2 separate regions of the Homo sapiens genome follow, and region 2 is linked to region 1. The links are chromatin loops, found by intact Hi-C in ENCODE. Cell type or tissue: Caco-2. All regions are shown on one strand. Links, peaks and the distances in the headings refer to the core of each region. The heading gives the core; the rest is flanking DNA.

Region 1 (8,271 bases), core at 1,481-5,480:
CTTCCTAACTCATTTTATGAGGTCAGGATCATCCTCATATCAAAACCTGGTGGAGACACAACAAAAAAAGAAAATTTCAGGCCAATATCCCTGATGAACATCGATGCGAAAATCCACAATAAAATACTGGCAAACAAAATCCAGCAGCACATCAAAAAGCTTATCCACCATGATCAAGTCAGCTTCATCCGTGGGATGCAAGGCTGGTTCAACATATGCAAATCAATAAACATAATCCATCACATAAACAGAACCAATGACAAAAACCACGAGGTTATCTTAATAGATGCAGAAAAGGCCTTTGATAAAATTCAACACCCTTTCATGCTAAAAACTCTCAATAAACAAGGTATTGATGGATCATATCTCAAAATAATAAGAGTTATTTATGACAAACCCACAGCAAATATCATAGTGAATGGGCAAAAACTGGAAGCATTCCCTTTAAACTAGCACAAGACAAGGATGCCCTCTCTCACCACTTCTATTCTGCATAGTATTGGAAGTTCTAGCCAGGGTAATCAGGCAAGAGAAAGAAATAAAGGGTATCAAATAGGAAGAGAGGAAATTGAATTGTCTCTGGTTGCAGATGACATGATTGTATATTTAGAAAACCGCACATCTCAGCCCAAAAATCTCCTTAAGCTGATAAGCAACTTCAGCAAAGTCTCAGGATACAAAATCAATGTGCAATAATCACAAGCATTCCTATACACCAATAATAGACAAACAGAGAGCCAAATCATGAGTGAACTCCCATTCACAATTGCTACGAAGAAAATAAAATACATAGGAATAAAACTTACAAAGAATGTGAAGGACCACTTCAAGGAGAACTACAAGCCACTGCTCAAGGAAATAAGAGGACAAATGGAAAAACATTCCATGCTCATGGATAGGAAAAACCAATATTGTGAAAATGGCCATACTGCCCAAAGTAATTTTATATTCAATGCTATCCCCATCAAGCTACCATTGACTTTCTTCACAGAATTAGAAAAAACTACTTTAAATTTCATGTGGAACCAAAACAGAGACTGTATAGCCAAGACAATCCTAAGCAAACAGAACAAAGCTTAAAGCATCATGCTACCTGATTTCAACCTATACTACAATGCTACAGTAACTAAAACAGAATGGTACTGGTACCAAAACAGATATATAGACTGATGGAACAGAACAGAGGCCTCAGAAATAACGCCACACATCTACAACCATCTGATCTTTGACAAACCTGACAAAAACAAGAAATGGGGAAAGGATTCCCTATTTAATAAATGTTGTTGGGAAAACTGGCTAGCCATATGCAGAAAACTGAAACTGGATCCCTTCCTTACATCTTTTACAAAAATTAACTCAAGATGGATTAAAGACCTAAGCTTAAGACCTAAAACCATAAACTCTCTAGAAGAAAACCTAGGCAATACCATTCAGGGCATAGGCATGGGCAAAGACTTCATGACTAAAACACCAAAAGCAATGACAACAAAAGTCAAAATTGATAAATGTGATCTCATTAAACTAAAGAGCTTCTGCACAGCAAGAGAAACTATCATCAGAGTGAACAGGCAACTTACAGAGTGGGAGAAAATTTTTGCAATCTATCCTTCTGACAAAGGGCTAATATCCAGAATCTACAAGGAACTTAAACAAATTTACAAGAAAAAACCAACCTCATCAAAAAGTGGGCAAAGTATGTGAACAGACACTTCTCATAAGAAGACATTTATGTGGCCAAAAAACATATGAAGAAAAGCTCACCATCCCTGGTAATTAGGGAAATGCAAATCAAAACCACTTTGAGGTACCATCTCATGCCAGTTAGAATGGCAATCATTAAAAAGTCAGGAAACAATAGATGCTGGAGAGGATGTGGAGAAATAGGAATGATTTTACATGGTTGGTGGGAGTGTAAATTAGCCAACCATTGTGGAAGACAGTGTGGAGATTCCTCAAGGATCTAGAACCACAAATACCATTACTGGGTATACACCCAAAGGTTTATAAATCATTCTACTATAAAGACACATGGACACGTATGTTTATTGTAGCACTGTTCACAATAGCAAAGACTTGGAACCAATTCAAATGCCCATCAATGATAGACTGGATAAAGAAAATGTGGCACATATACACCATGGAATACTATGCAGCCATAAAAAAGGATGAGTTCATGTCCTTTGCAGGGACATGGATGAAGCTGGAAACCATCATACTCAGCAAACTAACACAGAAACAGAAAACCAAACACCGTATGTTCTCATTCCTAAGTGGGAGTTGAACAAGGAGAACACATGGACACAGGGTGGGGAACGTCACACACCGGGGCCTGTCAGGGGTCGGGGGGCTAGGGGAGGTATAGCATTAGGATAAACACCTAGTGTAGATCATGGGTTGATGGGTTCAGCAAACCACCATGGCACGTGTATACCTATGTAACAAACCTGCACATTCTGCACATGTATCCCAGAATTTAAAGTATACAATAAAAAAGAAATCATTTCCCCTCATTATTCAAAAACTATACAGTATTTACATCTATGTGCAAAACACTGATCTATGTGATATACAAATATGACTCAAGAAACTGAGAAACAACTCAATAAAGAACATATCAATTATTGACATCTATATAAAACAAGTATATTATGAGGCACATTATGGCACAATATAGTTAGTCTCATGAAGAAAGCATAAGAAAATTCTTATAGCTGAGCGGAAAGAAATCACGCTGGGCTGTCAGCCACATGTAAAGCTCATAGCAATTGTTATCTCATAGCAATCTACAGGACAATAAATTGTCCTAAGCCAAGGGTCATAAAAAATGAGGACTTCAACCCATTCTTATCTAGATCAGCTGTGGACACCTCTATAAGAAGATTCAGTTCTCAGAGTCCTCCTTCTCCACTAATAGACCTTAACAGATTTCTTATTCTGCCACTTAGTCTATCTCAGAGAAGGATGCTGGTGAATTTCACAGAGCTGAGTCACAGGCACATTCTGCAAAGCAGCTCCTCCCCTTATCTGACAGTCACGAGGCACTTACTAGAAAGCAGTCTCTGGTTTATACCCTTTCTATTATGATAACTGTCGAAATAACCAGCTCATTACAGAGCCCACTCACGTGAAAAATTCACAGCCAGACCTACTTATTAAATCAGAGCAAAAGGAGGGCTGCTCTTATTCCTGTGCCCAGGTCACTCTAAGCTATATTTATATTTCAAATTCAATCTATCTCTAAATGAAAGACAAAATGGTATATTTAGAAGAAGTCTATGAAATATCTCTTTTTAAACCTTAAAAGAGTAATTTTTTTTATTGGATTTTTGCTCTTGTTGCCCAGGCTGGAGCGCAATGGTGTGATTTCAGCTCACTGCAACCTCCGCCTCCTAGTTTCAAGCAATTCTCCTGTCTCAGCCTCACAAGTAGCTCGGATTACAGGCATGCGCCACCACGTCCAGCTATTTTTTTTTGTATTTAGTAGAGACGGGGTTTTACCATGTTGGCCAGGCTGGTTGCGAACTCCTGACCTCGGGTGATCCACCCACCTCAGCCTCCGAAGTGCTGGGATTACAGGCATGTGCCACCGTGCCCGGCCTAAAAGAGTAAATTTTCAAAGAACATGATCCTAAAACTGCCTTTAGCATGATTTTTTATTAAGAACATTGACCTGGTTTATAACCAACTAAAGGAATGACAGTTTAGGCTCAGATGTTTTTAGAAACTGCACATAACTTTTATCCTGGAAACATGTAGTGAACCCTGATTGTACTACGTATGTATTTTTCTTCTCACCATTGCCTTCCCAGGGATACGGCTAGTAGCATTCTAAAGAAAATTGTATTATTGCTCTGCCTTGTAAAGTCAACTGCTTACAGTTGAAGGATTCATACCCAGTGGTTTTAAGACTTACTCCCTGACACACCAAGAAGTAAGGAAAAAATTTTACTCAGGTCCTCATGTGAGCCATGAGATGTTAAGGGAGTATAGTATGTAGGTTAAACCTGGGGCTCTGAGGTCAATCTTACTGAGTTTGAACCCCAGGTCTACCACTTACTTCTCTGCAGTAAAATGGGTGGTAAAAGTCCTCCCACTTGGGGTTGGAGGGAACATTAAATGAGATATTGCATGCATGGGGCCTTGTCCATTGTAAGTGCTAGCCATTGACAAAGAACCTCTGAAAGCACTCTTCATACAACCCCCTTTGCTGGGAAAAAGGTTTCATCTACCAAATCTCCTAGGAAAGTTGAATTGCTTCTTGTCTACTTTTCTGATATTTTGTAAGTAACAACTCCTAATAAAACAATTTACCTGAGCAAATGGGTACTATGTTAGAAGACTAAATCCTTTCTGTATTCTAGGGGTCATATGAACATTAGCAATGTTTTAACTGAAATGCCTGGGAGAAGGACTAAGTTACTCTGGTAAGAATATAAAAGAGGTGTGTTTTGTCAGGGTGAATATCACATTGCAAACATGGCTGTCTGCTTGCATTGCTACTGAGGGCTGACACTAAAAGCAATATTACTGTTCTAAAGCTCATTAGTTTTCTTAAAAATACCATCAATCAAGCTCGGTGAGAAAGAGGAAGAGATGATTCTGCCAGATGTGTTTATGTTAACATAATATTGGCCAGAGAAAGCACTGTTCCAGAGAAAATGTGAGGCTCAGCCTGGTATCAGTGTCAGAGTTTGAACATGTTTCATGATAGCCTCCACTTGATTAATGGTATTATTTTTGGCATAGCAGTCTTGAGCTTCTCACTCACTATGTGCTCAGAGGTCTTCAAATCTCTTTATTAATGAAGAACATGATTTAACTAGTGCAAAAATGGAACCCCAAAACACAGAGGCTTAAATAATATAACACTTTATTTCTTTCTCACATAAAAGTTTAAAAGTGAAGAGTCCAGGACTAATGGGGTACACTTGATACTCTCAACATGAATTCCAGATGGGGTCCAAGGCAGCAGATCCAATGCATACTACTTCTGCCAGCAGTGAAAGGAAAGAGGAGAAACAAACAACTTCTGTTGTAGGAAATATTCCTCATGTAATTTCTGCTTATGTTTTAATTAGCCTGAGAGAAACCAAATCTCTCTACCTAGCTGCAAGGGAGTCTAGCTTATTGTCTGTGTGTCCAGCTGTAAGTGACATGATTCCATTATTGCAAGGAAGAGAGAGCAAATGAAAATTGGGGATGAGCATCAACTTCTAGTACAGGTTCCTCACACAAAGTCAATAATTTAGTTTCTATTGCATTCATACTTGCTTTGCTCAATAAACTTTTTCTATGAACCATTCTAGCTATAATTGTCACCATGGGAAAATCCATTTCTTGTACTTATTTTCCTCTTTACACTTTTGCTATTGGTGGTACCTTTCCCTAAATCATATTTAGCTCTCAAAATCCTATCTTTTTTAAGACTGTGAAGGCTTATGTCTAGGTGTGCAATAATCCAGGACCTTGCCTTAAAGGAAAACAATATAGAAGTAAAGTAAGCCAAATGGGACCTGTTTACTAGGGCAAAGAGCTGGAAGCCACCACAGTCAGGGCAGTCAGACAACCCAACAGGCTAAACAAATATCAGGATCTTCTTAACTAGCAGGGCATAGCTTTAGGTAAGCTCAACATTTTGGCTATGTCTAGTTAAAAACTAACACAGAGTGTTAGAATAATTAGATTTTTCCCTTAGAAAATGAGCCCAAGAAAATATTTAGAGGGAGTGGGTAAAAGAATGTGTAACACTGTAATTTCTTTACTTTCTGGGACAGCCAAGAAAGTAAGCTGCTTGGGACTCTACAAATAGTAGAGTCAGCTTATGGACTCTATTAAGACTTTCCCAGGGCAACATTGTGATTGGATGTGGTGAGAATACTTGATCCTGGCCATGCCTCTCTTTTTTCTCTCCTCCCAACTTTATAGAGGTATAATTGGTATATAAAAACTGCACATAAGTAATGTATACAATTTATGAGTTTGGACATATGTATGCATTCATGTTACCATTACCACAATCAATGCAATAAACAAATTCATAGCCTCCAAAAGTTTTTTAATCTCCCTGTTTTTTTTGGTGGTAAAAATACTGGACATGAGATTGAGATTGACCATTTTAAAAAATTTCTAAGTGCACAATATTTGTTCTTAATTATAGGCATTATGTTGTACAGAAGATCTCTGGAAGTACTTATCTTGTATAGTCTAACTGTAACTTCATACCCATTGAACAACATCTTCCCATATCCCCCTCTTCTCAGCTCCACCATTCTATTGTCTGCTTCTATATGTTTGACATTTTAGATGCCTCAAACAAGAGGAATCATGTAGTATATGTCTTCTACATGTGGTTTCTTTCACTTAGCATTAATGTCCTCCAGGTTCATGGATATTGTCACATATGGTAAGATTTCCTTCTTTTCCAAGGCTGAATAATATTCTATTGAATACATATATACATGTTTTCTATATTGTCTCATCCATTGATGGGCATTCAGGTTGTTTCCATATCTTGGCCATTGTGGATAAGGCTGCAATGAATATGGGTGTGTAGATATCCCTTAAAGATTCTGATTTCAATATTCTTGGAAATATATCTGGAAAGGGAGTATAGGCTAGATCATATGGTTGTTCTATTATTAATTTTTTGAGGAACCTGCACACTGCTTTTTGTCATGACTGTACCATTTTATATTCCCACTATCAGTGTACAAAGGTTCCAACTTCTCCACAACGTTGCCAACACTTGTTATCTTTTGTTTTGTTTTTTTTTAATAATAGCCATGCTAATAGGTGTGAGATGATATCTCATTGTGGTTTTGAAGTACATTTCCGCGATAATTAGTGATGTTGAGCAAATTCTCATGTACCTGTTTGCCATCTGGATGTCTCTTTGGGAGAAATGTCCATTCAAGTCCTTGCCCATTTTTTGAGTCAGGTTGGTTTGTTGTTGTTGTTGTTGAGTTTTAGGAGTTCCCTATATATTTTGGAAATTAATTCTTTATTATATACACACTTTACAAATTTTCTACCATCCCATAGGTTGCCCTTTCACCCTGTTGATTGTTTCCTTTACTGTGCAAACTATTTTAAGTTTGATGTAGTATCACTTATCTATTTTTGCTTTTGTTGCCTGTGTTTTGGGTGTCATATCCAAGACATCATTGTCAAGACCAATGTGAAGATGATGTTTCCAATTTTTTATAGAAGTTTTACTGCTTCGGATCTTATGTTAAAATCTTTAATTCATTTGAGTTAATTTTTATGTGTGGTATAAAATAAGAATCTAATTTTGTTCTTTTGTATATAGATAAGTAGTTTTCCCAACACCAATTATTGAAGAAACTATCATCCTTTCCCCATTGTGCATTCATGGCATCCTTGTTGAAAATCAGTTGACCATACATGAGTGAGTTTATTTCTGGGCTTTCTATTTTGTTCCATTGGTCTGTATGGCTGTTTTATACCAGTAGCATATTGCTTTGAATATTGTAGCTTTATCATATATTTTGGAATCTGGAAGTGTGACACCTCCAGCCTTATTCTCATTCAAAATTGCTTTGGCTATTCTGAGTCTTTTGTGGTTTCATATGAATTTTAGGATTGTTTTTGTCTGTTTCCATTAGAAGTGTCTTTGGGATTTCGATAGGGCTTGTAATGAATCTAAAGATTACTCTGACTTATATAGATAGTTTAACAGTATTAATTCTTCCAATCTATGAGCATTGGAGGTCTTTCCATTTATTTGTTTCTACTTCAGTTTCTTTTATCAGTGCTTTATAGTTTTCAGTATACAAGCCTTCCACCTTCTTGGTTATGTGTAATCCTAAGTATTTTCTTTCTTTTTTGTTTTCCAACTTTATTGAAGTATAGATAACAAAATTGTACATATTTAAAGTGTACAATTTAATGATTTAATATATATATATATACATTGTAAAATACGCACCACAATCAGGCTTATTAACATATTTATCACCTCACATAGTTACCTGTGTGTGTGTGTGTGTGTGTGTGTGTGCGTGTATGCTGAGAACACTTATCACCTACTCTTTGCAAATTTTAAATATAAAATACAATATTTTTAACTATAGTCACATTATTATACATCAGACTTCCAAAATTTACTCGACTTGCATAACCGAAATTGTATTTTTTTGCATTATTTTATTATATTCCTTTTGATGCTGTCGTAACTGTGATTGTGTTAATTTCTTTTTCATATAGCTTTTTGTTGGTGTATATAAACACACTGGATTTTGGTGTGTTGAT
Region 2 (8,271 bases), core at 2,857-6,856, 63 kb before region 1:
ATTTTTTCCTATCACCCTTCTGAAGATGTCAGGTGTGATTCACTACTAGAATTTTATTCATTTAGTTGGAAAATATTCATGGATGGCTTGCTTGGTGCTACATATTGTTTTAGGTGTTGAGTATACAACATGAAATATAACACAGTCTCCACATTCAAAGAGTATGCTTAGTCTCATTTAGAAAAATATGTAAATTAATGTAAATCTATCACAATCATTTCCCCAACTCCCCGGGACTCTGGTTATTTCTTATAGACTCAGAAAAAAAAAAAGTGATACGTGTATTTAAAAGTTCCTTTATTTCTACTCTTATTCTATTTGTGAAATGGAATTTTCCTATACAAATAAATGTGGACTCTGCTGCACGAATTGAACAAAAGGGCTCATTTTCCTAAAGAACTGCTTACTTATGAAGTCTTGTGGTAATTCAGACATCTGGACAGCTGTGTTTAATCTGTACTTAGTTTAACTCTATTTGCATTCAAATTTTCTATAAAAATTCAAAATGTAAAGCATGCATACTCAGTTTCATCCTTAAAAATTTAATATTTTAATGAATCAGCCAATTTAGACATGCAAGCATGTGACCTGAGCTTAACTTCCTGGGTTGCTGCATGCATTATCCTAGTTCCTGGGGGAGAAGAAACATTAAGATGGCATCTATAATTTTAACCAGGTTACTAAAATTTAGTGCTCTGGCTGAGAGTTACTTCAAGGGAGAATAGAAATATCAAGCTTACAGAGGTTTGGAACAGAAAGATCTTTTTGTACTAACAATTCTACATAATGTAATTTTTAAAGAACAGCAAAGCATTGACCCAATAAATCTTTGCTAAAAAGAAACTTTGTTAAAGATTCATTAATTGAGGCAAAGGAAAATCTCTTGAAAAAGAGCAGATGTAGTTAGAATTAGCGCATTGAACTGAATGAATCATTCAACCACTCAATAAATTTCTTTAAAGTTGCTTTCTCCTGTTATAAGAGTGTCTGCTCATAGGAAGCACTTAAAAACATCCTATCTGGGGTGTTACGAAGCAGGGTCAAGCCATCCTGGGCTTCAGATGAACAATAAAGAGGTTTGGGGCAACCAGAAAATATATGGGATGGGGTGACAAAATCAGAAATTGCATATTTCTATCCAGTACCTTTGAAGGCCATAGCCTCAATTTGAATCCTTTAGTCTATTATAGACTAGGCAGAGTCTCCATAAGAAATCCAACTGTCTTATACAGACAAAGGAACAAACAAAAAGCCGAAAGGAAAACAAAACAAAATAAAAAATCCTGACATTTTATCCTTTATTATAGTGAATGTTATAAATTTTCTGAATGAATTTGTAATATTGCAGGAGATGAACACAAAGATAAACTTAACATTTTCTCTAAATTTGTCATGCTCTCCTTTCACCTACAAGCCTTTCTCCAGATCTTTCCTCTGCGACACTTTCCAAAGCCCCACATCTCCTTCAGCTGGTCAATGTCTACTCTGTTTTAGACTCTAGCACAATTAATACATACTCCAGGTAACTTTCTTAACCCACCTCCAAAGCCGTCCCCTAAAGAGAAAAGAGTTTTGGCACCCCTTTTATGCACATCCTAAATATTGTAAATGCACTCCATAAAAATATCTATTACAGGTTTCCCATTATACTATAAAAGGCAAATACTACATTTTTTATGCTTCAGTAGTAGTTCCTAGCACAATATTGAATAAGTAAATCCTAAAATAGCCAATCTTACCTAATCTAGGGCCCTATCTATAAAAAATAAATGTTTATTTATGTAATGATCAATGCAGTTATCTATCAACTCAATTGAGCTGTTATGCCACACTAAAATGGACATAATCGGAATACTTGTACAATAGTATAATTTCATTCATAAATGTATTCTTCTCTTCACAAATATTTACTGAGTTCTTATGTGCCAGGCACTGTATTAATTGTTGGACATACAATATAGGAAAAAACAGATATGGTCCCCTGTTCTTGAAAAAAGTGAATGGGACATTTTATTATTGTATATTCACTTGACCTGAGCTTGACTCTTGAAAAAATAGATCCTATCCAGAAGTAGAATAACCAAACATGCTAATTTTTGAATTTAATAGGCCTTCATCTAATGTTGATGGAATAAGAAAGAATGATGGCTTTGTAGATTTGATATGCCTGACCTATCAAATTTGGTTTATTTTAAAATGATTCTGAATTTACACAACTTACTAGTGAGGCAACTCACCAGTGATAAGATACTGTATGTGTGTGTGTGTGTGTGTGTGTGTGTGTGTGTGTGTGTGTGTATACTTTTAACTTGACATTAGGTTAAAAGTGGAAAAGGGGATAGAGCTAGGACATTTCAGGAAGCAAACCGGCATGTTTTTAATACTATGTGGAAAACAAAGAAAAGGGAAATACTGTGAAGTTAGAAAAGCTATCTGAAGCCACACCTACTTCTAAAAGTTTAGGAAAACTAAGAATAACATATCAGGTCTAATCCTATACATAGATATAACAAGAAAAATAGAATTATTAATAAGAACAACATAACATTTCTACAGATAATGACAACACACCAGAAGACATGCCCATGAACAAAACAAAAGAAACTAAAAGATATTGGGAAAATGATGCAAGTCATGAGAAAAGAGTTTAAATAAGAATTTTTTTAAAAACAGAAATGACTTGGAAACACAGAAACTTTTAAAACTTGGAAACCATTAGAAGTTTTTAAAAATCATTAAAACCAAAACTGGAAAAACATAAAAATGAACAAATAATAAATAATGCCTTCAGAACAATATGAAGATTGAAATATTTTAAAGATGAAAGAGATTAAAAAATTAAAATGATGTAGTGTATGTGTGTGTCTTTGTGTGTTTGTATATGTAGTTTATGTGTGTGTCTTTGTGTGTGTGTGTATATGTGTGTATATATAAAGAGCAAGTTGAAAAATTCGTATTACCTAGTGACATCATAGTGGTCATACTCACATGTTTATGGTGATGCTGTTGTAAACAAACCTAGTGCATTGTTCTCATAGGAGATGACAGTTCCGTGCTTGTTATTGCCCCTGAAGACCTTCCAGTGGGACAAGATGTGGAAGTGGAAAATATTGATATTGATGACTCTGACCCTCTGTAGGCATAGGATAATGTGTGTGTTTGTGTCTTATTCTTCTTTAACAAAAGCAATTAAAAAGTAAAAGAAAGTAAATACACTTAAAAATAGAAAAACCTTATAGAATAAGTATATAAACAAAAAATATTTTTGTAGAGCTATAAAATGTATTTTTATTTTAATCTACATGTTGTAAAAGAATAAGAAAGTTTAAAAATTTAGAAGTTTATAAAAGAAAAAAGCTACATGAGTGCAGGTTAATTTATTATTGAAGAAGAATGTTTTATAAATTTACTATAGCCTAAGTGTACAATGTTTATAAAGTCTAGAGTAGTATACAGTAATGTTCTAGGCCTTTACGTTTACTCACCAGTCACTCACTCACTCACCCATAGCAACAGCTAGTCCTGCAGACAGTATTCATAAATACTTTATGCAAGTGTCCCATTTTTTATTTTTTATGCCATATTTTTACTGTACCTGTTAGTCCAAACCACCATTTTATAAGCTTCCTGCTATTTTGCAGACCTTGGTCAAATTGAAACATTTCACAGGGGTTCAGGCAGTGAGAAACATCCTGCCTAACCACCTGACCACAAGACAGACAAATCCCAACCAAAGGCAAAGACCCAACTGAGGAAACATCTCTATCATATTCTGCTGGGGGAAAGTGCAAGGAACACCACATTCCGCTGGAACAAGGGCCAGAACTGCCTTATTATGGAACATCTTACCAATATCCTGCTGGGCAGCATGTCATTTCCCCCCAAGCCCCTCCTGCCCAGGCCTATGACTTGCTCCAGCTTGTGAGCAGCAGTGGATTCTGGCATTAAGCTGGTCCCCCATTTTCGCAGTGTCTGCAATATACCTGTGTTGCTGTTTGTATCTCCTTCTCTCTGTGTGTCTTTCTTTAACCCTAGTCTTCCCTTCAGAACCTAACAGTATCTTTTCCATGTTTAGATATGTTTAGATACACAAATACCTACTATTGTGTCCCAATTGCCTGTAGTTTTCAGCATAGTAGCATGCTCTACAGTTTTATAGCCTAGGAACAATAGGTTGTACCATTTGGCCTAAGTGTATTATGGGCTGTACCATCTAGGTTTGTATAAATACCCTTTACAATGTTCACACAATGACAAAATTGTCTAATGATACATTTCTTAGAATGTATCTTCTTTGTTAAATGACATGACTGTTTATATACACACATATGTATATATACATACACATAAATATTAGTGAAGAAAGTATATCCAACTTAGGAATAATAGAAATCTCTGAAGATAAAAACAAAAGCAAATAAGCCAAACTAATATTGAAAGCTATAATTTAAGAGAACATTTCTGAATTTTAAAGAATGATTTGTAACTGCTTAATGAAAAAATACACTACATACTTCGGAATATAACTTAAAGTGAATAAAACCAAGACATAGTCTATAAAATTACTGGATAATTTATAAAAACATAAATAAATAGAAAATTCTTTTAGATATCAAAGGAGCTCTTTGCTTTTGCAAAAAGCTCAAGTGACTCATAAGGGAAATAAAATTAGCTTGTCATCAGACTTTTCAACAGCAATTTTTCTATGCCAGACTAAACTAGAATATATTTAAGATACTAAATATGGACAAATAAATGTGGAAAAATAATTTTATATCTAGCAAAACTGACTTTTAATTATAATGGACACAGATAAACTTTTATCATCATGCAAGAACTCAAGGAATATTTTTCTCAAGAATCCTGAGGCATTTCCTAAGGAAAAAGCTTCAGACAATCAAACAAGTACAGTCACCTACATAAAAACTTGTGGTACAGTTACTTATAAAGACAAAATGAGTGTAAAAAAGGAAGGAGTGTAATAATGGCTATATGATCCAAAAATATAGTATAGTTCAACCATTTTAATGGTTAGAGAATATAAAAGATATTTTATTAAATTTTGTAAGTTCAATTTTTTTCAGTAAGCTTATCAGTGGTTGCAGTATTCATACTATCATTCTGAAATACTTGTGTGTGAAATATATTATAAAGCAAGTCATTCATTATAGGAAACTCAAGTTCCTTTCATCATGTGTTCTTGAAAACCAGAATTCCTGGTTGGAAGAATGGAGATACAGATGTAATACAAAAGAAGTGGAAGAAGTTAAGCAAAAAATGTGATAGTCCTGAATTTGATTTGGAAATATCAGTTTAAACTCATGAGGTTATTCTTAATATTATATATTACATATGTATGTGTATGTGTGTGTATGTGTGTACCCCATGATTTCCATCTTGACCAATCAAACACTATTCTCAATACTGTTGTGAATGGATTTGTAGATGTAATTAACATCCCTCAAATATGGAATATATCCTGGTTAGCTGGCTGAATCACAGGAGCACTTTAAGAGCAGAGAATTTTCCTCTGTGGGTTGTAAAAGAGGTTAGAGGTTCAAAGCACGAGGGAGATTTGGCATACAGTGCCTGCTTGAAGATGGAGGGGATGCGTATACAAAGAACTAGAACAAGGTCTCTAGGATCTGAAAGTGACCACCAGTCAAAAGCCAGCGAGGAAATGAAGACGTCAGCCTGATAGCCTGAATCTGTCAACAACCTGAGTAACCTTGAAAGTAAATTCTTATCTAGAACCTCCAGATAAGAATGCAATTCATCTAATACTTTCATTTCAGCCTTATAAGACCCTAAGAGAACCCAGGCATGCAATGCTGAAGGTCTGCACTACAGAACTGTGAGAGAATTAGTGCACGTTCTTTTAAGTCTTGACATTTGTGATATTTGTTACGTCACAATACAAAACCAATACAGTCTTGAAATATTTTTGTTATACTAGATAGTAAGGAAGCCATCAGAATACTAGAGTCATATTGAAAAGACTCAAGATTCTATTTGAATGACAATTTGTCCTGGCTAAAGACAGGACCACCTAAGCTTTAATAAAAATGTTTGAAATGGATAAATCCAGAAAATATGTTTAATCTCATATGGTCATCACAATATTAAATAAATGCTCACATAGGGGTGAAGAAAGGGAAACAACTGATCTTCAAAGGTAGTAAATAAAATAGAACATTTATTATGTGTCTCTTCTCTATATTTGAACTGTAAATAAGGAGTAGATGAGGAAAAGTGTCCCTTTATAGAGGTTTTCAGTCTAATACATTATAAGAAATGATGGCATTAAATTATCACCATTTTGCTGCTTCTTAATGGATCCATGCATTGAGCATCAACACCTACTAATATCATGAAAAAAGCGACCGGAAACAATGTTCTTGATAAAAGAATATAATACCATCTACAGTCTTATCGAATAGATAGAATTTGAGTCCAGTCAAGGCTTTGGATCCAGCTTCCAATTGTCAGGAAACATAAAGGACACATCAACATGATGAACTATACTATGAGGTTTCAATCTCTAAAATCTAGTCTGTGGGAAATTCTAAGATCAATTGGCCTAAGTTCTTCAGGATGCAAATTGTAAGCAAATGGAAGGGATAAAGAGAGAAGCTGAAGGTTAAAAAGCAAAAAAGAGACATATCAAATGTTCAGTTTAGTTTTTTTAGGAAGACTAAACTATACTATCTAAGGAGACAAGCTAGACTAATAAGGCTAAAAGGCAGCAAAGAAGTGACTTCTCTGAAAAACGGGTTAGTGGTTTCTTTTACGAGGAGGGAAGCAGTTGTGATTGTGTTGGGTCACAAGGACAGGCTTGCTGTCAAAATTTTATTTTGATCTGTTTGCTAATTACAAGGATGTTTGCTTTATAATAATCTATTCAACTATGTATTTACTTATTTCATTGGTTGTGTTTTTATGTATGTGTTATTTTATAACTAAATGAATTTAAAAGACAGAGAGAATCTACCTAGCATCTCTTTCATTTTCGCCTGGGTATATGTGTTTTCATTATCACTATGGGTATTGCTGCATTTGGGTTGTGCCACATCCCTCTGGATTACATTAATAATTAAGAAAATACTCTATATTTTCTGTGTGCATCCAGCTGTGCAATATTGTTAATAACCTCAATTTTAGATTTCTTGCTGATGTTGATATAATTATAACTCACCTATCCTTTTCCATATTAACTTACATATATTAAACATAGATATTTTTATGTCTATGGAGTTTTATTAAAGAGGATGTCATCTTATACTATCTGTTTTCCTCCAAATTTCTCTGAGTAAAACAACCAAGACAACCTGGGACTTCTCCAATCACACTGCTTTCCTCTATAATTGAGACAGTTTTCTTAAGTCCTTTCCAAGCTAATAACCAAATCTCCAGGCCTGGCTCAAAAGCAGGCTACAAACTTCAACTTGAGGATTGGGGAGCATTCCTAGGTTCTTCTGCAATCTGAGCAACTCATTTCATCTAGCCTAGTAGTGGCTTCTTTGAACAAGTTTCAGTGCAATGATTCTCAGTGCTGGCAGTTCATTAAAGCCAACTGGAGGCACTTTAAAAAAATATCCACTGATCCTCCCCCAGACCAATTAAATAATATCTGTGGGTGCTAATTTGTATTTTTTTCCAAAGATCCTCAAGGCGTTTAATGTGCTGTATGATTGTGAACAACAAGACAAATGAGTTGTAAGAAACTTTTATTAACATATCTAATTCTTCTGTGATGTGAATAATAAATGAGTGAATAAAAGGAACAAACTATTCTATAAATTATCTGTGTTAACGTTTTGCCTGTTAGTTATTGTTAAAGGCTGGCATCTATTAATATCCCAATATATGTTAAGATGAAAGAGGAGAATAAGAAAATGAGAGAGAAGCATTGTTTTGTGGTTAGGATTAAGTTTGAATTACTGCCCAGACAGAAAAGCCTCTGGAAATCTTACATATTTTATAGCAACACAATTCAATTTACATATTCTCTACTACTATGAAGGTTTAAAAAGATCTTATTTTCTATTCTGTCATTCATTTATGGTCATGGTAACATATTAGTAATGCAAAATAAGTGTCACGTGGTAAGTTTATACAGTTTTTTGTTGTTTTTATTGTTTGTTATTTCAAGCAGTTGCATTAGAGAAAAGATATGATTCGGAATTCTGACCAGGAAATTTACATCTCTCCATGGTAATTTGAAATAAATAAATTCAACAAAAGATAGATCATCTAAGATTATTTCATTTG

Evidence for each region. A loop is a pair of places that touch in the nucleus more often than their neighbours do. Peaks named below come from ENCODE experiments on the same cell type or tissue, not always from the same donor. Only the 100,000 strongest peaks of a DNase experiment are listed, where the experiment ranks them.
Region 2: a loop joins it to region 1, with 5 times the contacts of the local background. A loop is called at or near these places in 1 of 110 quality-filtered maps.

The regions. Positions count from the first base shown.
Region 1 is chr7:83,345,253-83,353,523 of GRCh38, forward strand. No RefSeq gene overlaps it. Among named protein-coding and RNA genes, the nearest start is that of PCLO, 190 kb to the left of the region's middle. In Caco-2, for the core only: no CTCF peak of the experiment used is centred there; a DNase peak (open chromatin) is centred at 2,999; H3K27me3 peaks cover 145 bases.
Region 2 is chr7:83,280,423-83,288,693 of GRCh38, forward strand. No RefSeq gene overlaps it. Among named protein-coding and RNA genes, the nearest start is that of PCLO, 120 kb to the left of the region's middle. In Caco-2, for the core only: no CTCF peak of the experiment used is centred there; no DNase peak of the experiment used is centred there.